Linked DNA regions of Homo sapiens: region 1 is linked to region 2. Evidence: chromatin contacts called from ENCODE Hi-C or POLR2A ChIA-PET data. All regions are on one chromosome and are shown on one strand. Each heading gives the region's core, a stretch centred on a gene start or an enhancer-like site at or near the end of the contact. The rest is flanking DNA. Distances are from core to core; before and after follow the strand shown. Region 1 holds the start of RPL11 (ribosomal protein L11). Region 2 holds the start of TCEA3 (transcription elongation factor A3).

Region 1 (5,927 bases), core at 2,220-4,719, 270 kb before region 2:
TCAGTTTTATTGTTGGACCAAAACACGGCAGTAACACAAAAGGTCATTTCTATGTTAAAACCCCCTTCCTGAGCAAACCACTGCATCACCCAAAGCTGTTTCTATAGGAAGAACCAGGGGGAGAACAGCCTCAGTGCAGCCAACCAACCCATAGGCCAAATGTGGCACCAATACTGCCTCTCTCCAAAGTTTCAAATCACTGGCTGGAGGGAACAGTTTCCTTCATCCACCTTTAAGCCATGTGGGTGCTTTACAGATCCTCGACTGCAAGTTCCCCAACAGCAGGGATCTTGTCCACCTTGTTCAGAGCTGCACCCCTACATTTGCCACAAATGAGGCACATTTCCCCAAGGGGGAGGAGAACACAAAGGCAGACAATATTCAAAGCTGCAACTCAACATGTGAACACCAACATACCACATATGAAATAAAGATTCCCCTCTCCTCACAGACCAGGAGCGGGAAAAGATTAAATATTCATACCACATAGAAGTCCAGGCCGTAGATACCAATGCTTGGGTCATATTTGATACCCAGATCGATGTGTTCCTGGATCCCAAAACCAAAGTTTCCAGTATCTGAGAAGTTGTTTTTTCTTAACTCATACTCCCGCACCTGTGGAGAAAAATGCAGCAATAACATTCCTTGTCATCTTCAACTCCCTCCCACCCCCAAGTAACTATTAATAGCTCAGCCTGCAACATGCACCCCAGAGCAAACAGAAGTCAATGAAACTTGGCTGAGAACACAACCTGACTTCCTCACTATACCTCGACTATAGATTCACACCCCAACTACCCAGTATGACCTCTCCCAGCTTCCAAAGAGCAGAGAAAAACCCAGAGAAAGCAGAGGCATGAAATGACTCCCAAGCATCCTTTTTCTTTTTTTTTTTTGAGACAAGAGTCTCACTCTGTGGCCTAAGCTGGAGTGCAGTGGCACAATATCAGCTCACTGCAACCTCTACCTCCCAGGTTCTAGCAATTGTCGTGCCTCAGCTTCCCGAGTAGCTGGGACTACAGGAGCCCGCCACCAAGCCCGGCTAATTTTTATCTTTTTTTAGTAGAGATGGTGTTTCACCATGTTGGCCAGGATGGTCTCGAACTCCTGGCCACAAATGATCCAACCGCCTTGGCCTCCCAAAGTGTTGGGATTACAGGCGTTGAGCCACCGTGCCCAGCCTCAAGCATCTTTTAAACCACCAAGAACAGTTTAACCCTGCTGATTGTAGAAAAAGCCTTTTAGAAGCTTAAGTAAATAAATATCAAGACACCAAAGAACAGAACATTAAATGTAACTTATCTACATGTGTTACTAAAGGAGTGCTGATCAATATCACTCCATTAGGGGATTAGGCTCACCTTTAGACCCTTCTCCAAGATTTCTTCTGCCTTGGCCCCTCGAACTGTGCAGTGGACAGCAATCTTTTCATTTCTCCGGATGCCAAAGGATCTGACAGTGTATCTAGCTGCAGGAAGTGGGTAACAAGGAGTCAGATGCCATCATACCCCCACTACACTCACCTCTTTCCCAGAACACCATCTCCATGACTTAAAGAGACATTAAGCATTCATCCACACTCTTTTAAGTTGTGGTGTTCTAATTAGTGTCTCCCACATCTATTAATAAGATTTCATCCACAGCACAGATTTTCCCATTTCCAGACATCCAGCCATCCTTCAGCAGTTAAGAACAGTCATAACGCCGAAGTTCCAGGAAGGGCAAGGTCACAACCAGAATAGGCCGAAGAAGCCACTAGTAAGATTATCATGTTCCAAAGAAAACAAAGCATTATTGACAACATCTACTATTTGCTGAAACCTTATTGTACTGTTATCCATATTTTACAGGTGAGGTTTTGAGAGGTTTATTAACTTGCCAAACATCACAGCTGGTAACAAAAAGCAGGAGTGGAATCCAAAGACTTGCCATATTTCACTGTCCTAAAGCAACTACACATGTACAACTCATTTTATCTTCCACAATTATAAAGTATTACCCTCTTTATGCAAAGAAAAAAGCAGAGGTCCAGAGAGCCCAGAGTCAGACCAGCAAATGGTGAAGCCATCACTCAAACCCAGGCAATCTGTATACAACTTTTGAGATAGGGTCAACCAGGCTGGAGTGCAGTGGCACTAATATAGGCCACTGAAGCCTCATGCTCCCGTACAGCCCTGTTCTTAATGCAGCCTATATAACCCTAACTGCTAATCAGATCTAATGATCTTTACTTCGTTCCTGACATTTCCACTCTATCTCATATCCTAGTTACTTAGGAAAATCTTTACTTGGGCTAGTCTTAGCTTAAGATCTGCTCAAATAAAATCTAGTGTTCCAATCCCACACGCCATCTTGAATAAAAAAAAAAAAAAAAGACACCTCTTGGCCGGCTCATGAATTTAATGCTTTAAGTGATGCCGACTGTCACTTTCTAAACAGACTCGACAGCAGGTAAATCAAGAAACAACCAAGCGACCCAAGCAGGCAAACCCTGTATGTCCTTGTGACTACTCACCTTTGGAAAACACAGGGGTCTGCCCTGTGAGCTGCTCCAACACCTTGGCTGCTCGCGTCAGTCTGTCTCCACTCTCCCCAACACAGATGTTGAGACAGAGTTTGCGGATGCGAAGTTCCCGCATGGGGTTCTCCTTTTCACCTTGATCCTGCTGCAACAGGGAAGAGCAGCAGTCAATACACTCACAGCTGAGGGCCCTGAGTTTTACTACTTTCTATCTGCACAGCATTTTTATTTCTGCTCATCCCAAATCGTAACGAAGACCCTGAATGTTTAAAAGGTATAATGTTTAGGGGACATCAAGGGAAGAAGACAGCTCGGAACCTATCCTTCCTCCACGAACGGAACGGGTGAAGAGAAAACTCAGGACAGTTATTGAGTGTTAAAAGATACGGACACTGAGATCGAACCCTAAGAGGCTCAGGGTAACAAAGAGCGCCCCCATTGTAAGGCCAACTAAGGGGAGTGAGCGAAGAAACAGAACTTAATTGCTCAGTTAACAGGAAACACGTGGTTATGCGACGTCCAGCATCCTATTCGGAAGCTGTCTAAAGGCTGGCACCTTCCCTAAGCGGAGCAACCGACTAAGGTTTCCTAGCACCGAGCAAGTCTCAAGTCCCCGGGACCAGGAAAAGGCCCGGACCCCCCTGCCTCAGAACCCTCCATTCACCCCATCTGCCCCCGCTGCAGCCTCCTGACCGTGCTTCTGAGCACTCCGGGCAAGTGCCCGGAGCCGCTCCTAAAACGATGGCAGGGAAAGTGACAGAATTCAACCCTGCGTCCTTGGCTCGAACGGCTCTGCTAGTTTTGGGCCAGCAGGCATTGCGGGCTCCATATTCCTCGGGCTGCGGGCGAAGTAGCCCCCGCAGGCTCGGCCTGCCATGGATGGCGACGGATAAAGGAAAGCAAATCCAGGTCCCAGCTACTCACCGCCATGATGGAGAGCAGGAAGAGAAAGCGGAGCTTCCGGCCGAGGGCCTTATGGGCCAGGAGGCGGGCTCTTTTCCCAGGCTAACCACAGAGATGAAGACGAGGAAGAGAGGCGCATTTGGCAAAGCCCTGCAGCGTCGGCTTCTCCCTTGTGGGTAGTGCTAGCCACTGCAGGCGACGCTGGCTGAAGACCGGGATCTGGGTTTTCCAAAAATAGTTTTTGAAAGCTCCCGAATCAGCACGTCCTTGAGTTTCCGGACCTTGAGGACGTTCTCTCCTCCCAGTGTCACGAGCTGGTGGTCCTTGTGTGATGAGAACGCCAAAACTACATTAAATCAATCATGCAAATTATGACGCAAATTTATTCTGTAACAACGTAAACAAATATAATTTATTTATTTATTTATTTTTTGAGACGGAGCCTCGCTGTGTCACCCAGGTTGAAGTGCAGTGGCGCGATATCGGCTCACTGCAACCTCCGCCTCCCGGGTTCAAGCGATTCTCCTGCCTCAGCCTCCCAAGTAGCTGGGATTACAGGCACGCACCACCATACCGGTCTAATTTGTTTGTATTTTTAGTAGAGATGGGGTTTCACCATGTTGGTCGGGCTGGTATGGAACTCCTGACCTCAAATGATCCACCCGCCTTGGCCTCCCAAAGTGCTGGGATTACAGGCGTGAGCCACCACTCCGGGCACAAATAGAATTTATACAAACGGAAAGGAGTGGTGGTTTAAGAGTCCCGAGCTTGAAGACAGGCAGATGTGGTCCTGTCTCGACCAGCTAGTAGCTATGTGACCTTGGGCAAGTTACTACAGGGTGCGTATTCCTAACCTGAAAAGCCTGGGACCAGACGGTTTTTAGATTTGGGATTTTTCCGGATTATGGAATATTCGCATAAACATAATGAGATATCTTGGGGATGGAACCCAAGTCTGAATATGAAATTAATTTATGTTCCATATACACCTTATACACATAGTCTGAAGGTAATTTTATACAATATTTTAAGTAAGTTTGTGCATGAAACAAAGTTTGTGTACATTGAACCATCAGAAAGCAAAGGTGTCACTATCTCAGCCACCCTTGTGGACAATCTCTGGTTGGTTGGCCTAACCATTTTTCCAGACTGTAAATGTATATGCTATTGATAAGCAATACTTTCTTACGCTTATTCACATATAAGTACTTAACAGCGGCCGGGCGCGGTGGCTCACGCCTGTAATCCCAGCACTTTGGGAGACCGAGACGGGCGGATCGCGAGGTCAGGAAATCGAGACCATCCTGGCTAACACGGTGAAACTCCGTCTCTACTAAAAATACAAAAAAAAAAAAAAAAAAAAATTAGCCGGGCGTGGTGGCGGGCGCCTGTAGTCCCAGCTACTCTGGAGGCTGAGGCAGGAGAATGGCGTGAACCTGGGAGGCGGAGCTTTCAGTGAGCCGAGGTCGCGCCACTGCACTCCAGCCTGGGTGACAGAGCGAGACTCCGTCTCAAAAATAAAAAATAAGTTCTTAACAGCAAAATATATGCTATGTCATTAATACAGTGAAAAAGTAATGTGTTCAGGGCAACTAAGCAGCAGAGGAGCATCACCAGAAAACCTGGATCAGCTGTGAAACAACAGCGACCCACCCCCCCTCCCCCCACCACCACACCCGACCCCGGCCCCGCCAACCAGGCCAGGTGCTGTGGCTCACACTTGTAATCCCAGCGCTTTGGGAGGCTAAGGCGGGTGGATCACTTAAGGTCAGGAGTTCGAGACCAGCCTGGCCAACGGGGTGAAACCCCGTCTCTACTAAAAATACAAAAATTAACCGGGCCTGGTGGTGCATGCCTGTAATCCGAGCTACTCGGAAGGCTGAGGCAGGAGAATCGCTTGAACCGAGGAGAAGAAGCTTGCAGTGAGCCAAGATCACACCACTGCACTCCAGCCTGGGTGATAGAGCAAGACCCTGTCTCAAAACAAACAAACGAACAAACAAAAAACAGCGACCACAAGTGGCAGGCTTTCAGTCTCCACCTATGATGCAGTGTTTTGATTAAAAGATTACTGTACAATGTATTTTTTTTTTTAATTTTTATTGATCATTCTTGGATGTTTCTCGCAGAGGGGGATTTGGCAGGGTCATAGGACAATAGTGGAGGGAAGGTCGGCAGATAAACAAGTGAACAAAGGTCTCTGGTTTTCCTAGGCAGAGGACCCTGCGGCCTTCCGCAGTGTTTGTGTCCCTGGGTACTTGAGATTAGGGAGTGGTGATGATTCTTAACGAGCATGCTGCCTTCAAGCATCTGTTTAGCAAAGCACGTCTTGCACCGCCCTTAATCCATTTAACCCTGAGTGGACACAGCACATGTTTCAGAGAGCACAGGGTTGGGGGTAAGGTCACCGATCAACAGGATCCCAAGGCAGAAGAATTTATCTTAGTACAGAACAAAATGAAAAGTCTCCCATGTCTACGTCTTTCTACGCAGACACGGCAAC
Region 2 (5,792 bases), core at 2,976-5,475:
GAGCCTTTTAGTCTGAGGGAATGGAGAGGCAAAGAAAGAAGGGAGAGTAATAGAATTGGGAGGGCAGAGACTTAAGGGTTCTGCTTCCCAGCCCTAGAAATTCTATCATTGCTCAGCCCCAATGAGAAAGCAGATACACCTAAGCCATCATCAACCACTAACATCTCAACTTGCCAGTTGCTGGGTGCTGGGCCCTGGCAGGAATGGGCCAAGCCAAGCAGGGGAGACTAGAGAGCACCAATGGCCAACACAGCTGCCTGGCTGGGGAGGCTGTGCTGTTTCCCCTGGAGACCTGACTGGTCTGTGGTTCCCACAGGAACAGGGTTGTCTTTTGAGCCCCCAGTGTCTGGTTTCATTCATCTCAGACTTGTTATTTCACTCATCTCTAATAAAGGATTGGGGGGTCAGTTTCCAGTGGTTTCATTTATGTGATCTAAAGAGCAACAGGGAGGGGAAAGGAATCTTGGGGCTTGAAATTCTTTCTCTGGACCTGGCAAGGGAGATGGCCTGATGTGGAATAGTGGTTTGCAACCACAGTGTTTTGCCCCGGGGAACTTCTGATAAAGCAGAAAACAGTTTTGACTGTTCCCAACTGGAGGATGCTAGTGGCATTTAGTGGACAAAGGTCAGGGATGCTACTAAACATCCTACGGTGCATAGGTCAACCCTCCCTAGCAATGCATTATCCAGTCCAAAATGTTAATAGTGCCAAGGTTGAGAAACCCTGGAAAGAGCACTGGACTAGGAGTCTGGAGACCTGAAATTCTAGCTCTCCCATGGTCCTCTGCCACTGTCTCTGTTGACTGCCCCTGAGACAAGGATTTGGGAGCAAGTAGCTTATCTGTGAAATGATCCCAGGAAGCATAATGAGGGAATAGAGAAATGAAACAGAAAGTCAAAGATAAAGAGCTGTGCGTGTTGGTGAGAACCTATACTCCAGCTACTCGGGTGGGAGAATTGCTTGAGCCCAGGAGTTCAAGGCTGCAGTGAGCCATGATGGCGCCACTGCACTCCAGCCTGAACAACAGAGCGAGACTCTGTCTCTAACTCTTGTTGGGGACCTGTGAGAAGGAGTATTGACTAGAACATGCCTTCAGGTTGTCCCATCGAGAGTGAAGAAATGATGTTTTCCACCAACTCTGGTTTCTTGCTGGTTGGGGGTGTCCTTTCTGAGGGCATCAATTTCCTACCACCCCAAAGCTCCAAATAGAGAAATGTGGGGAGCTGTCCAAGGTGTGTCCAGGAATTATCTTCCAGTGACCTGTAGGGTGGACAGGTAGGCAGAGGGGATATGATGGTATCAACAGGGTCCAACCCTGAGAGAATCATCACCCTCTTTAGGCCTCGGTCTTCCCATCTATACAATAAAGAGGTTGGACTCCATGTTTTCTTAGGGGCCTTCATACCCTGACATTCTAGGAGTCTTAACTTTTTTTTGATGTCGCGCATCTCAGGGTGGTGACTGGGTGGAAGTTTGAGAAAAATCTCTCTCTCTCTCTTTTTTTTTTTTTTTTGATGGCTCTGTCTCCCATACTGGAGTACAGTGGCACAATCAGAGCTCACTGTAACCTTGAACTCCTGGGCTCAGGCAAGCCTCCTGCCTCAGCCTTCCGAGTAGCTGGGACTATAGGCCCACGCCACCATGCCCAGCTTTTTAAAATATTTTGTAGAGACGAGGTCTCTCTCTGTTGCCCAGGCTAGTCTTGAACTCCTGGCTTCAAGCAATCCTCCTGCTTTGGCCTCCCAAAGTGCTAGGATTACAGGCATGAGCCACTGCTCCTGGCCTTTTTTTTAATAAGGCAATCCTAAGTAGCCTCAGGCTGCTGAGGTTGAGTCTCTTCAACCCAGAAGGGCTTGGCTGGGATTGGCCAAAAGGCCTCCCAGAGAATCCCAAACCATTAGAGTCTAACTTCCCAAATGTGACCGGCAGGCACTGCATGCTCAGGTCCCACCCACTGCCTCTCCCCACACTCCTCACCTCTGTGCTGCAGCCACGCCAATTTTTCAGTTCCTCCAACACTGTCAGGCAGGCCAGGCACCCTCCCATCCCTAAGCTTTGCACATTTGGAACTCCAAGAGGGGAGGACTGTTTTGTTCCTCTCTGGATGTCCAGAACAAGAACTACCTGGCACATATTAGGTGCTCCATAAATATATGTTGAATGCCTCTTCCTTTCTTCCGTGAACACTCTTCCTCCTCCCCTCAACGGCCACTGTGTACTTCAGCCCAAAGTTTAAACTTCGTTTCTTCAGAGAAGTTGACACCCTAAATAGTGCAGGTCCCCTCAAATGTGTCCTTAAGCTATCCTCCACTGCTTCCTGCCCTTCACCCCAGCTATGATAAATGCATTAATTGACTATGTCTGTTTTTGTTTAAGGTTTCTCTTGCCCATAGACTGAGTCTCAAGCTTTCTGGGACTGGGTCTGTCTTGTTCATTGCTTGGACACTCAATACGTATTTGTTGAATGGATGAAAAAAACCCACTCTGTCCTACCTTGATCCCCGTCACATAGCAATTAGAAGATAGGTGTCCACACCAAGCTGCCTCTGCGACCCAAGCTGAAATGCGGTTCTCTCAGGAAAATCAGGAGATTTCACTCGACACCCCAACCCCAGCTCCCACACACTGTGGACCACTTTTCATGCCTTCCCTCCAGGTTCCTGAGCCCCACCCCCATCACAGGAAGATCATTTTCTGTCCATTAAACTCACTTATTTAGCAAGAGAACTGGGTCTGCAGGAGATACTTGAAGATCATTGGAGATCATTCCACAGGAAGGCAGATCCCTGCATGGCTGGGGAAGATAGGCACAATTGTGTTTCCACCCCTCCACTAAGATGACTTCCAAACCCAACCCCACTGAGGGGATACTGGCCTGACCTGGCAGCCTTGCACCTGGATCAATATTTCTCAAAATTTGGTGCACTTAAGAATGAATCTCGGCGGGGTGCGGTGGCTCACGCCTGTAATCCCAGCACTTTGGGAGGCCGAGGCAGGCAGATCACGGGGTCAGGAGATCGAGACTATTCCGGATAACATGGTGAAACCCCATCTCTACTAAAAATACAAAAAAATTGGCCGGGCGTGGTGGCGGGCGCCTGTAGTCCCAGCTACTCAGGAGGCTGAGGCAGGAGAATGGTGTGAACCCGGGAGGCAGAGCTTGCAGTGAGCCGAGATCGTGGCACTGCACTCCAGCCTGGGCGACAGTGCGAGACTGCGTCTCAAAAAAAAAAAAAAAGAATCTCATCTGTAATTACAGCACTTTGGGAGGCCAAGGCAGGCGGATCGCTTGAGACCAGGAGTTCCAGACCAGCCTGGGCAACGTAGTAAGACCTAGTCTTTACAAAAAATTAAAAAATTAGCTGGGCATGATGGATGGCTCACGCCTGTAGTCCTAGCTACTCAGGAGGCTGAGGCAGAAAGGATCACTTGAGCTGGGGAAGTCGAGGCAGTGAGCCTGATTGCTCCACTCCACTCTGGCCTCAGCCACAGAGGGAGACCCTGTCTCAAAAAAATAAAAAGAATCTCCCCGATAAGCTCTCACTACTCGAGAGTGTAGTTCTGGGACCAGCAGCACCCCCAGCACATAGGAGCTTGTTAAAAATGCAAAGCCTTACTAACAAAACAGCCAGCAAAGGAAGTTTTAGGTAGACAGAGGCAAACAGGAGCCTGGATACACGTGGCATGCACAGGCCGTGTGCACGATGGAGTGAGTGCAGGTTAAAGCAGAGCTGGATTTAGTGATCTACACACACACACACACACACACACACACACACACACACACACACACACGGGATTCGAGCGCACCGAGTTGCCTCCACTTGGGCATAGGCGCGGAACTGTGTCCTCCCGCTTTGAGATGCAACGGTGCAGAGACGCGGGAGCCCAGAACGCTTCCCAGGGCCCCTGGGACACCCTCGGGCGCCCTCCGCGCCGCGACCGCCGCCTGTGGCCAGGTCACAGCCTCCCAGCTCGCCAGAGAGCCCTCCTTCCCAAATCTCTCTTCGGTCCCCCGGCGCCCCTGGAAGGGCCGGAGTTGGAGGGTCCCCTCTCTCAGCCTCGTCCCTCCCCTGAGGCCCGATCGGCCGGCGCGGGCAATCAGTGCCCGGGCAAGTCCTTGAAGTCTATATTTAGTGCCCGCCACCCCTCCCCCGCACAGTTGGGAGGCGGGCGGTGGGGGGGTGGGGGTGGGGAGAGCCCCGCCCCCGCCGGGCGTGTGTGTCGTGTGTGTTTGGGGCCCGCGCGGGTTGCGCGCCCTCCGCCTTCGCGCCTCCTGCCCCCGAGGCCCTACTGCTGCCCCTGTGCCCCTCGCCCCGCCGGGCGTCGCGGGCCAACATGGGCCAGGAAGAGGAGCTGCTGAGGATCGCCAAAAAGCTGGAGAAGATGGTGGCCAGGAAGAACACGGTGAGGCTGCAGAGTTTGGGCCACGGCCCCCGCCCCCGGGAGGCGCGGGCAAGCCCCGGATTCCGGGGTGGGGACGTACTGGCGGGGCGCCATGGGGGCGCGTACGGGACTCGGGGACCCGAGGGAGGAGCGGCTGGTGCAGGGCCCAAGGCCCCTTGGGGACCCTTGCTGAGCACCTCGAGGTGGGCGTGTGCGTGGCCCAGGACGCCAGGGGGATCGTGCGGGTCCCGGAGGCGCGACTTGTGCACGTCCCTTTGGACGTGTAGGGTTCACCCTGGGCAGCTAGTGCAGGGCCCAGGAAAGCGGGCGAAGAGAGCTGGACGTGGGAAAGGACTTTGGGAGTCCCAGGGCTTGGCGTGTGCAAAGCCCGGGGAGCGGCGGCGATGGCGGGGGCGGGGCGGGGGGCAAATCCGGGTGGCCCGAGAAGTGGCAGAGAAACTTGGGCTGACGGGGGTACTGAGCTGCATCCCTGCACCCCGGAGTGGGTCTGCGGGAGAGAAGTAAAAGGCCGTGGATCCTGCGACCCCACCGCTTGGTGCGTCAGGAGCGGTTCTTTTGGCAATTTTCCCTTTCCTTGGCCTTGGGGTGCGGCCCGGACGGGCGGGGGCCGAACAGGTGCGGGGGCCCGCGGGGCGGGGGAAGGGGGCCGGGCTGGAGGCCTGTGCAGCGAGGGCGAGGGCGGAGGGAGGAGCGGGCTCGGCGGGAGGTTGGGAGCAGGGCTGACAGCCCTACCGGAGGGTCCTGGCCAGAGCGCAGACCCAGCTGGAAGTTAATGTTTGATCTTCCCCGTGATCTTTGCCTGGGGCTGGCGGCCGACTGGTCGCCTGGCCAGAGCAAATTTGGCCTTGGGTCCTGGAGGGCCTGCGCTCACCCTGGGAGGGAAAAAAAGGGAGCCTGGTGAGCATGCCCTTCCCACCTCCCGTTCCTGTTCCAGGGTCCTCTTCCTCCCACCATCCGTAGCCATGTGCTGCAGCCACCTGCATTTCCAGGACACTTAGGAGCCTGGGAAAGGAAGAGACACTAAGGGAAGTTTTAGAGCCAGGAAGAGTAGCCAAGGCCCAGGGAAGGGTCACTGGAACCATGAAGTGGCAGGGAGCCCTAGAGTGGACACTGGGCAGTCATGAGTTGGTGTCCATATAAAGGCCAGAGCCTCAGTTTCTTCATCTGTAAGAAAGAGATGAGATTATCTGCCTCTGGAGAAGGGATGTCACTGGATTCTTGTCTCTGCTGGCAGCGGTGAGGATTGGAGAGATGAGACAGAGATGTAAAGCCCTTAGTAGGACTCAGACCTGTGCTTGCTAAGAACTGGCGAACAAGACCTGCTTCTACGCAGCCAGGTCCAACACAGAAAGATACAGCACAAACCTGCAGAGTGCTGGGAGCT

The links. A loop is a pair of places that touch in the nucleus more often than their neighbours do. ChIA-PET counts read pairs that join two places held with the same protein, here RNA polymerase II (POLR2A). Pooled maps may share reads with other maps.
Region 1: a loop to region 2 is called in a pooled map, with 2.1 times the contacts of the local background. The contact joins the promoter of RPL11 here to the promoter of TCEA3 in region 2. A Hi-C loop is called at or near these places in 1 of 50 pooled maps. POLR2A ChIA-PET finds 5 or more read pairs at or near these places in 7 of 52 experiments (AG04449, CD4-positive, alpha-beta T cell, H1 and 3 more).

Annotation. Positions count from the first base shown.
Region 1 is chr1:23,689,348-23,695,274 of GRCh38, reverse strand. RPL11 (ribosomal protein L11) reads right to left here and starts at 3,469. Exons shown (of 6, transcript NM_000975.5): 1 at 3,446-3,469; 2 at 2,516-2,666; 3 at 1,362-1,468; 4 at 484-615. The coding sequence starts at 3,451. RefSeq lists an enhancer at 3,188-3,507.
Region 2 is chr1:23,423,181-23,428,972 of GRCh38, reverse strand. TCEA3 (transcription elongation factor A3) reads left to right here and starts at 4,225. Exons shown (of 11, transcript NM_003196.3): 1 at 4,225-4,408. The coding sequence starts at 4,340. It overlaps LOC124903875 (a long non-coding RNA gene), which reads right to left and starts at 4,107. Exons shown (of 3, transcript XR_007065535.1): 1 at 3,812-4,107; 2 at 2,713-2,795; 3 at 1-1,261. ASAP3 (ArfGAP with SH3 domain, ankyrin repeat and PH domain 3) reads left to right here. Exons shown (of 25, transcript NM_017707.4): 25 at 1-410.